Linked DNA regions of Homo sapiens: regions 2 and 3 are each linked to region 1. The links are chromatin loops, found by intact Hi-C in ENCODE. Cell type or tissue: GM12878. All regions are shown on one strand. Region 1 overlaps TET3 (tet methylcytosine dioxygenase 3). Region 2 overlaps ACTG2 (actin gamma 2, smooth muscle). Region 3 overlaps LOC105374807 (a long non-coding RNA gene).

Region 1 (2,500 bases):
GATCATGAGGTCAGGAGTTCAAGACGAGCCTGGCCAACATGGTGAAACCCTGTCCTTACTAAAAATACAAAAATTAGCTGGGCGTGGTGGCAGGCACCTGTAATCCCAGCTACTCGGGAGGCTGAGGCAGAGAATTACTTGAACCCGGGAAGCGGAGGTTGCAATGAGCCGAGATTGCACCACTGCATTCCAGCCTGGGCGACAGAGTGAGACTCCGTCTCAAAAAGAAAGAAAAAAAAAGAAAGCCCCTGGCCATCTTAGGTGCTTTCTTTATGGCTAGAGCTATAAAGAATAGAAGGGAATAGGTGGCAAATGACCATTATCTGCAGGTGATATGACATTGCACCTGAAACTAAAAAACTGTTAAAAATAAGAAGATTCTGTAAGATGGCGTTTACATTATTAAAAATAATTACTGTTTATTGGACTCTTTCCTCATGCCAGGAACTTCAAAGCACTTTAAATAATATACTCCCTGTGGACTATTGTTTGATCTTTACCAAGCCCAGGAGGTGGGGATCATTTTAATCTCCATTTTACAGATGAGAAAACTGAGGCTTAGAGAAGTTTAGTAATTTGGCCACAGTTATATAGCAAGACAGTGGCAGGGCTGGCACTCACACCCAAGTCTGTCTGATGTCCAGGGCTGTGCTTAGACCACTGCTGCCTCTTTGTAGTTGTGTGGCCTTGGATAAGTCAGTTCAACTCCAGGGGCCATAGTTGCACCATCTCTGAATATAGTGTGGTTGATTAGACAGTCCTAGAGAGCTGGGGTTCTGAAGCCCTGAGTGTGTGGGGGAGCCAGGGCAGGTGACGTGTGCAGGAACCAGATGTGTTTACTGTCCAGGGGAACCTCAGAGCTGGCGTTTGGGCTTAGTAGAGCCACTTCTCCCCAACCTCAGCTGTTTGTCATCATCATGGTCAAATGTCATCTAGGGATTATTCAAAGAGAATAATAAGGGTTCCCCCATTTATTTCATTTGTTATATTTATAAATAGCTAACTCTCAGGGTGACTCAGCTAACAGGGCTGGATACAAATGCCCATGTTTAGCCTTTGGTTTCAGTTCCCTTCTGGAGTTCGGAGGTAACGATCAGGGACATTCTGCTCGGCTGTCTTTCTGCCTTGGATCAGAGGGGGCCCGATGGGCGGGAGCAGAGAAGGGGCAGGTGAACCTGGAAGCCTGGAAGTGGCCGCTGTGTCTCCAGAGCCTTTAGGTACCAAATAACATTTAAACCTTTCTCTTTCTTCTCTGTTGCCCCCGACGGTAACCAGAAACTCAAACAAAAGCACACTGAGGCTGTCTTCTGACCAAAAGTTGTTCTCCTTTGGGGTTCTGCTGTGCTAATGGTGGCTTCTGTCTCCCTCTTCAGGTATGGAGAGAAGGGGAAAGCCATCCGGATCGAGAAGGTCATCTACACGGGGAAGGAGGGAAAGAGCTCCCGCGGTTGCCCCATTGCAAAGTGGGTGAGTGTTGAGCCCACTCAAGAGCCACAGCTGTGCCTGGTTCCCCTTGCTGCATGGCCACGGCTGTGCCTGGTTCCCCTTGCTGCATGTAGCTGAGCAGGCGAGGGCGGGGGGTGGGGCCAGGTGGGTGTGTAGGAGACAACATGTTGACTGTCCAGGGGAGCCTTAGAGCTGGAATCTGGCTCAGGGTTAGGGTCATTTCCCCCAGCCTCAGCTGTTTGTCCTCATCTTGTTTAAATGCCAGTCCCCGAGTCTTGGGTCAGCCTTGGAACTGTGTTAGTCTTCACACTCGGCTCATCCTGTCCCCGTGGCTCAGGGCCGGAGGGGTAGGAAGGGAAACTGGGGATGCTGTCATGACCCGTTGATGGGCTCCACTGTGGACTGTCAGACTCCTTGTCCCCTTCCATGTGCCCTGGAGCTGCCAGTGCTTTTGTCTGCTGCCTGGAAGCCAGAGACAAACCTGAAGGCTAGCATGCTGAGATCCAACCTGAGGGAAGAGGCCAGGGCTCTGGGCAGCACTGTGGGCCAGTCTTGCCTCTGCCTTGCTTCTAAGCAGTTTCCTACCAGGCAACCTAGACATCTTCACAGGGAGAACATCAGTGACTCAGACCCCAAGTCACCAAACAGAGTCCTTCTGACCTTGCCCTCCCAGTCCACAGGGAGATCTTTAAATAGCAGAGCATCTGCCTCTGCAGAAGAAGTGCTGAGGAGGAGCAGCCAGGTTCCTCGGGTGCCTGCAAGCTCAGCCTCGCGCTGTGCTGGGCAGTGGGTATGGGTGGAAGACGAGGGCTCGGTCCCTATGTTCAAGCTGTTTGTGCTCTAGAGACATATGAAATAAAGTCATGGAGACTGGGGTCGTTGAGAGGCAGACTTGATGCTGTGGTTCAGAGGAGGAGGAATGCTCAAGCTAGGTTTCCCGAGGTGAGCGTGCCAGGGGCCATGAATACTGGCCCGTTACTAGTCAGGCTGAGGAGAGGGAGGAAGCATTCCCAGTGAGGAGAATCATGTGGGCAAAGGCAGAGAGGCTGGGTGG
Region 2 (2,500 bases), 170 kb before region 1:
TTTAAAAATTATCAACATCTTTAACTTTTAAGGTATAAAAACTCCAAAAAAGAAACCAAAATCAAGTGCAGATGCTTGAGCCCAACACCCAAGGATTCTGGTTCAGTGGGTCAGATGATCCCAGGTGACTCTGAGACAGGGCCTTGAGGAAGCACATTTTAAGTAGCATGGGGTCCCCTCCTTAAGACCAGTTGCTGTCCTTCAGGCTCCTGTGCAATGCTCACAGTCCAGGGCCTCTGCCTGTGCCATTCCCTCTGCCTCGGATGCCTTTTGCAGCAGCCTCTGGAGACCTTCTTTTGCCCTCAAGGCCCATTTAAATCCCTCAGATAATGAATTACTCCTACCTCTTCTTTCACTTAAAATGTGGCTTGTGTTTTTCTTTTTGTTTGTTTTGGTCTTTTTTAAACGTCTCTCTCCCCTCTGGACTTTGCAACTGAGAATAGGGTGCCATGTCTGATTCATATCTGCCCTCATCACACTTACCACCGTCTTAGCACAAACCTGGCGGTCCATAAATACATGGGTCCAATGGCATCAAATGACCCTGTGCCTCACCTCTGAGGAAACCAAAGCCCCATGTCCCTGCTACACTTTGCCCAATCCCTCTGAAAGACTCCTTTTTGGTCGTACTTGATCACTGAAGAAGGAACTGGACACAGGAAGAAATTAACTTCCTCTAAAACAGTGGTTCTTTTTTATTTTTGAGACAGGGTTTTGCTCTGTTGCCCAGGCTGGAGTGCAGTGCCATGATCACAGCTCACTGCAGCCTTGACCTCCTGGGCTCAAGCGATCCTCCTGCCCCAGCCTCCTGAGTAGCTGAGATTACAGGCAGGCGCTACCATGCCTGGCTAATTTTTTATCTTTTTGTAGAGACAGGCCCACAGTGTGTTGCCCAGGCTAAGCGGTGGTTCTTAACCAGGATGATTTTGCTTCCCAAAGGACATTTGGCAATGTCTGCAGACATTTTTTATTGTCACAACTGGAAAACTGCTGCTAGCATCCAGTGGGTGGAGACCAGGGATACTGGTCGGCCCTCCACAACAAAGAATTATCCAACCTAAAATGTCATAGAGCTGCGATTGAGAAACCCTGCTTTAAAGCACCAGCCTGGCCAATAATAGCCAGTGAAAATTGAGCCCAAGTGCCTCTGTCAGATTCTCAGCAGGAGATAGTGTACACTCAGCTGCGGTTTTGAAATTGTTTGACAGTGTATACTCAGCTGGGGTTTTACAACTGGTTAAATGAATGTCCTACAGAAATGTGCATAGGGTTAAGGCAACTACAAAGGGATGTCGAGGCACCCAAGAGCCAGCAACAGAGGGAGCTCTCACACCCCTAAACATGAAGGGGTCAGGTGACGAGGGCAGTGTCATTGGAGCTTAGTGAGAGCTTGAGCTCTGAAAGAGGGGCTGCCCAACAGGAACTGTGCTCATGGAGGGCCACGCCATTGTCAGGAGATAGACCCTGACTTCTTTTGCCCTCCTACTTTCCAGCCTCTTGCAGGAATCTTCTATCAGCCAAATATAGCCAGAAGCCAGAAAGCAATGAACACTTGAGTGATACAATGTGCCTTGCATCACTCAGTGCACAAAGGCAGGGGAGAGACTGTAGGAGAGTGAAGAGGAGGGAAGGTCAAATGGAAATAATGAACACATAGAAAATACTGGTTCCAGGTCTGAGTCCTACCTGGGGCCCTGTTGAGAAGGAGTATACCCTTTAAATGTCAATCAGAAATTTCCAGGGCTGACCATTCTCCTCTCCAGATCCATCCCATCCTGTGTAACATGGTGCCACACTCTCCCAGCATGGGAATGTCAATGAGAATTTTCCAGCCATTGGGAGTCTGCCAGGCTCATATGGCTTTTGTCTCCACTAGATCTGGCACCACTCCTTCTACAATGAGCTGCGTGTAGCACCTGAAGAGCACCCCACCCTGCTCACAGAGGCTCCCCTAAATCCCAAGGCCAACAGGGAAAAGATGACCCAGGTAAGAAGCCAGGAAGACTTGAACACTGGCATAAGAATGCAACATGGATGCTTGGCCAGATACTTTCTCCCCTTCAAACATCAGTGCAACAGAACTCTCTGAGGACCTGCTATGTCTGTGGTCCATGCCAGGCCCTGGGGGAGTGGGTGTGGAATAATGAACTATCAAACTGGCATAGTTCCTGCCCTTAATGAGATTACAAACCATTCTACAGGCCAAGAAGTGCTGTGATTTTTGCCAAATAATCTTTTATTCTTCATTGTCCTTTAAGATCATGTTTGAAACCTTCAATGTCCCTGCCATGTACGTCGCCATTCAAGCTGTGCTCTCCCTCTATGCCTCTGGCCGCACGACAGGTGAGTAATCCTGTAATCCATTCCTTTTCTGACTTCAGGGGAGGTAGGGAAAAGCTGGGGTCTGGCAGAGGCTCCTGCTCAGAAGAATCAAATGGACAGCTGAAGTCCAGGCAAAATCTTTCTTAGGGATAATAGGTGAGAATGCCCATGTGGAATG
Region 3 (2,500 bases), 260 kb before region 1:
TCAACAACTCCACTTTCTGGTTGTAGCATGAAAGCAGCCACAGAAAATACATAAACAAATGAGCATGGCCATGTTCCAATAAAACTTTATTTACAAAAACAGGCTGCACTGGTTTGCTGACTCTTGCCCTATATGATTTACAGCTACACTCCCCTTCACTCCACTCCAGGCACGCTGAGCCCCTTTACTGTGCCTTGAATGCACCAGCAAGCTCCTGATTGAAGGCCTCTGTACTTGCTATTCCCTGCCTGGAAAGCTCTTCTTACCTCCAAGTCTTTTCTCAAATCTTTTCAATGGGAGTTTCCTTGACCACACTATTTGGAATTGCAGTTGCCTCACTGCTTCTCCCTTCCTTCAATCTGATTTCCTGTGCCAGGGCCCATTGCTTTCACAGTACTTTGAACCTTTTAATACACTATGTAATTGACTTCTTTATCATGATAATTTTTATAATCCACTACTCCTCCATCCATCACTAAACTACAAGATCCCCAAGGGCAGGGAAATTTTTGTCTGCTTTGTTCATTGATATGTGCCTAATGCCTTAAACAGTGTCGGGCACATAGATGATAATCAGTATTTGTCAAATGACTAACTAAATGAGTATTTTTCAGAGTACACACATAGTGGCATGCAATTCTTTATCCCTCATTAAAAGTTATAGTGCTTGGTCATAATTCAGGCCCTATATTTGAAAAGAAATACGTAAACAAAATATAAAATGATAAAATCTCTCATTCAAAATGTCCAATTCTCAAATAGCCATAAAGTTTCACGTGTCATTTAACTCTTGTTGAAATTCGCAACCTTGAAAATGGCACTCTGACCTAAAACAAAGACTTTGACTTATTGGAAAATAAATTATACAGTCCACAGCTAGCAAGCAGGTAACAAACGAAAAAAATATGTCTAACATAAAACGGATTCCTCATGTACACATTTAAACATAAATTTAAACAATATATACACATTAAAAATATTTCCAAGCATGCGTAAGAACTCATTTTCCAAAGTGGTCATTTTTCTTGGAGATGAGAGAGACCAGTCTTCAAACAAACTGTAGGGGGAGCTCCAAACCACAGATTCACCTTCATGTTACTGGTTTTACAGTAGCCTTCTTAAGAACAACTTCACTGGGTAATTCCAACTCCAGCTGAAAAGGAACATATATGCATGCATTCATAATGCACAAACTTAAAAGATCCCAGTGCATTTGCTACATTTCCCTTTATTTGAATCAGCTCATTCTATATCTTTTTCTTCCCAAGTACTTTTCAAACCTATTTGTCATTTTATATTCCCAATGGACTCATAGCAAAAATTTTAACAATGTGAACAATTTGTTTTTAGTACACACTCCATTTCTGCTTTCATAGCCCCTCCATTCCCAAGCAATGTTCAAGATAGGCTGTTTTAGTGTCTCAATGCATGGAGCTCACCTAGCCTCCCCTTGAGAATATTGCTCATCTTTTAAAGAATTTTTTCCTTCTAATGGCTCTAAACCTTCATCCACGGAAGACTTAAAACAACTGGAACTCAGTTTTTCTTTTTTCTTTTCTTTTCTTTTCTTTTTTTTTTGAGATGGAGTCTCACTTTGTCGCCCAGGCTGGAATGCAATGGCACGATCTCAGCTCACTGCAACCTCTGCCTCCTGGGTTCAAGTGATTCTCCTGCCTCAGCCTCCTGAGCAGCTGGGACTAGAGGTACCCACTACCACGCCCAGCTAATTTTGTATTTTTAGTAGAGACAGGTTTTCACTATGTTAGCCAGGGTGGTCTTGATCTCCTGACCTTGTGATCTGCCCACCTCAGCCTCCCAAAGTGCTGGGATTATAGGCATGAGCCACCATGCCCCGCCCAGTTTTTCTTTTTCACTGTGGTAGACCCATGCCAGACACAGACCCATGAGCTTGAAAGATATTCAATAAACACTTGCTCAATTAATAAAGGCATCTAGCCTTTAGGCTTTCTGCTTCTAGCTCTAAGTGCCTTGCAGAGAAGAGTGGGTCCCAAAAGCATAACGGTCATTGTTTTTCATTGTTCATCTCAGTAATCAGCATAATTGGCTAATTACATTCCTGTAAATCATTTTGGGGACAGTGAGACAATATTTATCTCAACAACATTTGAACATTCAACAATGTTCATTGAGTGTCACATCTGGTTTCGCAAGCCATTCTAGGCAGTGGGGATAGAGCTGTGAGCAAGGCAGAAAAGGATCTTAACTTTCTGGAAATTATATTCTAGTGGGGAATGAAAGACAATAAGCAACCCAAATCATATCAGACAGTGGTAAGGATTATCAAGACAATTAAAATAAGACCAACTAATGAAGGATGACTGGGTGGCTCCTTAGAATGGGTGGTCAGAGAAGTTCTCCTTGAGGAGGTAACATGTAAACTGAGAAATGAATGATGAGGCAGAGCCAGCCAAGTGAAGATGAGGGTAAAAGCATCCCAGGAAAAGGAGTCAGCTATGCAAAGGTCTTGAGTGGAAAAGCA

Evidence for each region. Peaks named below come from ENCODE experiments on the same cell type or tissue, not always from the same donor. Only the 100,000 strongest peaks of a DNase experiment are listed, where the experiment ranks them.
Region 2: a loop joins it to region 1, with 2.9 times the contacts of the local background. A loop is called at or near these places in 3 of 110 quality-filtered maps.
Region 3: it touches region 1 in a loop (2.9-fold over the local background); 4 of 110 quality-filtered maps call a loop at or near these places.

What each region holds. Positions count from the first base shown.
Region 1 is chr2:74,079,125-74,081,624 of GRCh38, forward strand. TET3 (tet methylcytosine dioxygenase 3) reads left to right here. Exons shown (of 12, transcript NM_001287491.2): 6 at 1,374-1,467. Among named protein-coding and RNA genes, the nearest start is that of BOLA3, 68 kb to the right of the region's middle. In GM12878, a CTCF peak has its summit at 1,372; a DNase peak (open chromatin) is centred at 857; H3K27ac peaks cover 1,532 bases.
Region 2 is chr2:73,906,797-73,909,296 of GRCh38, forward strand. ACTG2 (actin gamma 2, smooth muscle) reads left to right here. Exons shown (of 9, transcript NM_001615.4): 4 at 1,877-1,987; 5 at 2,259-2,343. Among named protein-coding and RNA genes, the nearest start is that of ACTG2, 15 kb to the left of the region's middle. In GM12878, a CTCF peak has its summit at 1,325; a DNase peak (open chromatin) is centred at 1,312.
Region 3 is chr2:73,823,068-73,825,567 of GRCh38, forward strand. It overlaps LOC105374807 (a long non-coding RNA gene), which reads right to left. Exons shown (of 3, transcript XR_940246.3): 3 at 70-1,153. Among named protein-coding and RNA genes, the nearest start is that of STAMBP, 4.6 kb to the right of the region's middle. In GM12878, a CTCF peak has its summit at 1,063 (motif pointing right); a DNase peak (open chromatin) is centred at 1,068; H3K27ac peaks cover 246 bases.